Regions from separate parts of the Homo sapiens genome. Here region 2 is linked to region 1. Evidence: read pairs that join two places in POLR2A ChIA-PET (ENCODE). Cell type or tissue: B cell. All regions are shown on one strand. Each heading gives the region's core, and the rest is flanking DNA. Links, peaks and the distances in the headings are about the cores only. Region 1 overlaps RARA (retinoic acid receptor alpha). Region 2 overlaps WIPF2 (WAS/WASL interacting protein family member 2).

What was found. Peaks named below come from ENCODE experiments on the same cell type or tissue, not always from the same donor. Only the 100,000 strongest peaks of a DNase experiment are listed, where the experiment ranks them.
Region 2: POLR2A ChIA-PET joins it to region 1 with 10 read pairs; 7 of 35 experiments call an interaction of 5 or more read pairs at or near these places.

Annotation. Positions count from the first base shown.
Region 1 is chr17:40,313,373-40,316,180 of GRCh38, reverse strand. All of the region lies in intron 1 of RARA (retinoic acid receptor alpha), which reads right to left. LOC105371934 (a long non-coding RNA gene) reads left to right here. Exons shown (of 2, transcript NR_189654.1): 2 at 1-988. Among named protein-coding and RNA genes, the nearest start is that of RARA, 5.6 kb to the right of the region's middle. In B cell, for the core only: no CTCF peak of the experiment used is centred there; a DNase peak (open chromatin) is centred at 1,390.
Region 2 is chr17:40,263,306-40,266,113 of GRCh38, reverse strand. WIPF2 (WAS/WASL interacting protein family member 2) reads right to left here. Exons shown (of 8, transcript NM_133264.5): 5 at 968-1,624. Among named protein-coding and RNA genes, the nearest start is that of CDC6, 23 kb to the left of the region's middle. In B cell, for the core only: no CTCF peak of the experiment used is centred there; no DNase peak of the experiment used is centred there.

The sequences.
Region 1 (2,808 bases), core at 220-2,719:
GCATGCACATCTTTGGGGCATTTCCTTCCTGTCCAGGGAAACCAGTACCACCTGTCCAAGGCCCAGCCCTACCCAAGCTTGACTGCAGAAGGCAGGAGAGGTCCCCAGGTGGGGGACCAGGAGTCTTCAATCTGCAGCAGCAGTTGAACTCCAGCTATGCTGGGCTCATAACAGGGCTTCCACCACCCCCTCCCACCAGGGACTCTGATGCAGGAGGAGAGAAGGGTACCCAGGGAGCAGCAGGAAACTAGCAGAGAGAGAAAAGCCACAGGCTCGGGGCGCCTCACTCTAAGAAGGACACTCCTTGGGGCCTACTGTTTCCCTGCACACAGGAGATAGGCTGGGGGAGGAGTCTGAGCCCCATCCCTCTTCAAACTAGAGGAAGTGAAGGAAGAGAGTCTGGACAGGTACCAGGGCCAGTGGCAGTTCTCAGTAGTCAAAAGAGATAAAATATAGCTCTGAGACACCCTAGGAGGGCCCACACTTCTAGTACAACAAGGCTGTCTTCTCACAGCCTGTGGAAACTCCTGAAGAACAGCATTAAGTGATACTCCGAAGAGATGATGAGAAGCAATTGGCCCTCCAAGACCATGGTGCGGGAGTTTGTTGGAACCAGCTCCAGCTGACTCCTCTTCCCCTCCCAAGCCTCCTAGCTCATCCCAAAAGGAGCTCCTCCCACAAGTACCTTAATAGTCCCACTCCATTTGATTCTCACAGTCCTGAAGGGGCAGGCTCCTGTTGCCATTGTAGAGATGAAAAAACTGAGGCTCAAAAAGAAAATTGCCTTCCTCAACGTCATACAGCTTGTCAATGGCAGGGCTGGGATTCAAACCCAGGCCAGGTATGGTGGCTCACACCTTTAATTCTAGCACTTTGGGAGGCCAAGATGGGACGCCAGGAGTTGCTTGACTCCAGGAGTTCAAGACCTGTCTGGGCAACATAGCAAGACCCTGTGTCTTTTTTGTTAAAATAAATAAATATATACGTGTGTGTGTGTGTGTGTGTGTGTATATATATATATATATATATATATATATATATATATATACACATATAAGCATATATATATATATATATATACATATAACCCAATCAATGTTCCCTCCTCAACTCTTTCCTCCCCTACTTACTCCAAATCAAACATGTATGACTCCACTCTGTGCCCTGCTACCTTTTCCTTCACCCCTTAGTGGATCACAAGGGAGAAGCGCCATCCTTGCCTGGCTCTGCAGGTTTATGGGTGGGGCCAGGACATGCCAGAGAGAGATCAGAGAAGACACTGGGGGCTGCACACATAGCCCTCCACCCCCACCACAAGCCTGGTGCCCACCTGCCTAGCAGGCATGGCTGGGTGACTCAGCTGCATCCGGGGGAGATGCCAGGGCAGTGACTCACCTACCGAGAAGAGCTGAGCCTGGCACCTTGCCAGCCCCAGGACAGAAGTGACTTAGTCACCACCAAGACTGTGATGCCCAGCAGGCACAGCCCAAGGATTGCAGACAGGGGCAGACTGTCCCTCCATGGTTACATGCGCCCCCTGGCAAAGAATGGGCCTCAGCATTCTGGGGCCAGCAATGTCTGTGCCAGCCCCTGCCCCCTCACCACTGCCCACCCCCACCACACCAGGCCCCGCTCCAGTGCCAACAAGTTTTGTGAGACCCCTGTGCTGCCCTGCCCCCACTGCAGCCTGCCCATCACTCACCACCCACTCTCCCACCTGCCCCACCTCCTCCTGCCACCCAAGTTGTACCCAGGCTGTGAGTCTCCTTTAACATGTCCTGGCAGCACTCCCTGCCCCCACAGCCCCTCTCACCCTCTCCCCTCATATACACATGCACTCAAACACACTTCTGCCAGCCTTGCTTCTGCCAGCAGCTGCTGAAGTTGTTGAGCAGGAGGGAAATTGGGAGGGTGGGGTGCAGGGATTGAGTTACCAGAGCTGATGGGGTGGGCTGTCACCCAATCCCTTCCCCAGCTCGTCCCCACCCCCACCCCACCCCTCCACCCGCCATATCCCTCACCCACCTGCCTCCCTCCCTACCTCTGGCTGGCAGCCTACTGCCCTTTAAGCCCGTCCACCCAAGCTAGAAAATAAATGTTCAAGAGTATTTGTCATGTTAAGACCAGCCTAGTATATGAGAGAGAATGAGACAGAGACCAACAGAAAGAATAATTCCTGTGCTCAGTGCTCTGGCTACAACCACTAAATATGTGTATGTTGAGCCAGAAGGGGACTGAGCAACTCCGCAAGTCCCAGAAGAGTTGGTGGGGCCCAAGGAGAGTTGACAGGCTAAACAGCCTCAATCCATTTGCACTATTGATTTCTCACACACTGCAGTAGGCTTGATGGGGGGTATGATAAATCAGCCCCCAAGAGACACAGAAACTGCGTAGAGAGAAGGGGAGGGGCTTCTGAACCACAATTGGTGGTGCACCATGACTTGCTTGGTGCGTTGGGGGTGGGCAGCAGAGGAATAGGAGATGTTGAGTGGCATGAGGCAGGGTAGGGGAGAGGGTGTTGGATTAAGGCCTGTCTGGAACACCTCCTTCCAGGTGGGTCTGAACTAATTTGAAGGAAGAAGGTGGGAGACAGATGCACCACGTGTGGCTACACAGGCAGGGCCTTGAACAACCCCAGGGGGTGCCATTCACATCATAGTCTATGGAATGGTTCCCCCTGCAGCTGTGCAGCATGGTGGCCTGTGGGGAGAGCCTGAGGCAGAAGACAGAAAGCAGACTGAATTCTGAGGGACCACAATTCTCCATTGAGTTTTCTCCCCATACACACCCCAACTTGCCCCAACTTTC
Region 2 (2,808 bases), core at 55-2,554, 50 kb after region 1:
TATTCACTCCTTAGGTGACTTCATCCAGCATGTGGTTTTCAACACCATTCAAATGTATCTCTCTAGCCGAAACCTCTCCCCTCAACTTTGGAGTCTGATAGCCAATTACCAATTCATTGTCTCTTCTTGATTACCTAACAGGCATCTCAAACTTGTCTCAAACTGAACACCTATCTTCCCACAAATTCACAGTAGTCCTAACCATCTGGCCGTTTACTGCAACAGCCCAGTAACTGGTCTCCTTTTGTCACCTTTGTCCTCCTGCGGTCTGTTCTCAACATAGGAGTTAATGATCTTTTTAAAAGGTGAATCAAATCATACTACTTCTCTGTTTAAAACCCTCCAGTGGCTTCCCATCTCACACAGTTAAATCCAAGGTCTTTGCAAAATCCTGCAGTGCGCTCTCCCCTGCAGCTCCAGCTTTCCAACCTCCAAGTCCTACCACTCTTCCCTCCCCTCACTCTTTGTAGTCTTGCCACAATGGCCCCCTTGCTGTCCCCAAAATGTTTCAAGAATACTTCTGCCTTATGGCCTCTGCATTTGTTGTTCCCACTGCCTGCAACAGCTGTTCTCCTAGATAACTACTAAGCTTACTCGTCACTTTCTTAAGGTCTTTGTCAAATTTTCACCGTATCAGTAAGGACTGTCCTGACTCTCTCCCCACTCCTCCAATTAAAGATATCATCATCCCGACCTCCGCCCCAGTATATCTTATTCCTCTCCTCTGCTTTGTAATTCTCTAAAGCATACTGCATACTATGTATTTATATATTTTACTAGTTTGACTGTCAAATTTTTTTGTCTTTTCTATTTATTGCTATTTCCCTACCAACAGACCTGACACATAAAAAGGTACTCAATAAACCCACTGAGTGAATAAACGAATTACTGTCTTCAAGGAGTGCTCTGGGGAAAGATAAAATCAACTCACAGCATGATAGGGAAAAAGGTGCTTCCAAGCACTTACCTGCTCCCCGACTGGGAGGGTCTCGGGCTGGGGGAGGTGGCCTATTACTCAGTAAAGATGGGGAGGCCGAGGTGGGTGGAGGAGGTGCTAGGCCTCTGACAGGCCCTGGTGTCTTCCTATGCAAAGAATTGTGTCTCTGTGGCAGCTCAGGGGCTGACTCATTAGTGGGGCTAGAGGGTCCATTGGGGACCCCAGGAGGCTGGCGGTAAGGCGGAGGAGGAGGAGCCAGAGACTGGCCACTTGGTCCTGTTCTGATATTCACAGGGGAAGGAGGTGGTTTGACTGGGGGTGGAGCAGGAGGTCCCTCTCGACCAGGGTGAAGCCTTTGTCCAGGCGTCGGTGGCAAGGGTTTCTCTCTGTTGTAGGCGGGGGCTTTGCTGCTGTGCATAGGCAGAGGTGTGGGGGGTGCGTTGGCACGCCGCCCTGGGGGTGGTGGGGGAGGGGCAGAGGAGCTGTGCTTCATGCCCGTACTGCTGGTGGTATTAGGCCGAGAGAGGTCCGGTAAAGAGGGTCTCTGCATCCGGGGCAGTTCTGGGAGTGAGGCCCGGCTGCTGTCTGTATCATCCTGAGGACGCCCGCTGGCGGCAGATACTGGAGGCCTTGGGGCAGCAGCTCGAGAACTGGGGATTTGCAGGGCTGGCTTACCAGCTAGGTTCTCTACAAATACATAGACAACACAGGGTCAACAGAGCTGGACAGATATTGGTCAGTATCCCTACTTCACTCGGCTCCTTAGTGCAACCTGCATGGCAGCAGGGAAAGGAATTGAATAATTCTGGGTTTTTTGTTTTTCTTTTTTTTTTTTTTTTTTTTTTTTTTTGAGACGAAGTTTCGCTGTTGTTGCCTAGGCTGGAGTGCAATGGTGCAATCTCAGCTCACTGCAACCTCTGGGTTCAAGTGATTCTCCTGCCTCAGCCTCCCGAGTAGCTGGGATTACAGGTGTGCGCCACCACACCTGGCTGATTTTTGTATTTTTAGTAGAGATGGGGTTTCACCACGTTGGACAGGCTGGTCTCGAAATCCCAACCTCAGGTGATCTGCCCACCTCGGCTTCCCAAAGTGATGGGATTACAGGCGTGAGCCACCACGTCCGGCCTAGTTCTGGGTTTTAATACGGTTTCAGGCTCAGGATACACTGTTATTTATTTTAAATGTTACTTTATTTTTGACAAGTAATAATTTTATGTATTTATGGGGTACAATGTCTCGTTATATGTATACGTTGTGGAATGATTAAATCAAACTAACATATCCATCACCTCACATATTTTTTTTAATGGTGAAAACACTTAAAATCTACTCTACAACAGGCGCAGTGGCTCATGCCTGTAATCCCAGCACTTTGGGAGGCCAAGGTGGACAGATCACTTGAGGTCAGAAGTTTGAGACCAGCCTGGCCAACATGGTGAAACCCCGTCTCTACTAAAACTACAAAAATTAGCCAGGTGTGGTGGCCTGTGCCTGTAATCCCAGCTACTTGGGAGGCTGAGGCAGGAGAATGGCTTGAACCCAGGAGGCGGAAGTTGCAGTGAGCCAAGATGGCACCACTGCACTCCAGCCTGGGCGACAGAGCAAGACTCCATTTGCGGGGGGGGGGGGGACGAATAAATAAAATAAAATAAAATAAAATATACTCTTTTAGCAATTTTGAAATATACATTAAGTATAATAAGGGGTCGCCAACCCCTGGGGCCATGCACCTGTACAGGTCAGTGGCCTGTTAGGAACAGGGCACACAGAAGGTGAGCGAGCAAGCATTACTGCCTGAGCAACGCCTACTGTCAGACCAGCAGCAGCATTAGATTCTCATAGGAGGGCGAACCCCATTGTGAACCGTGCAT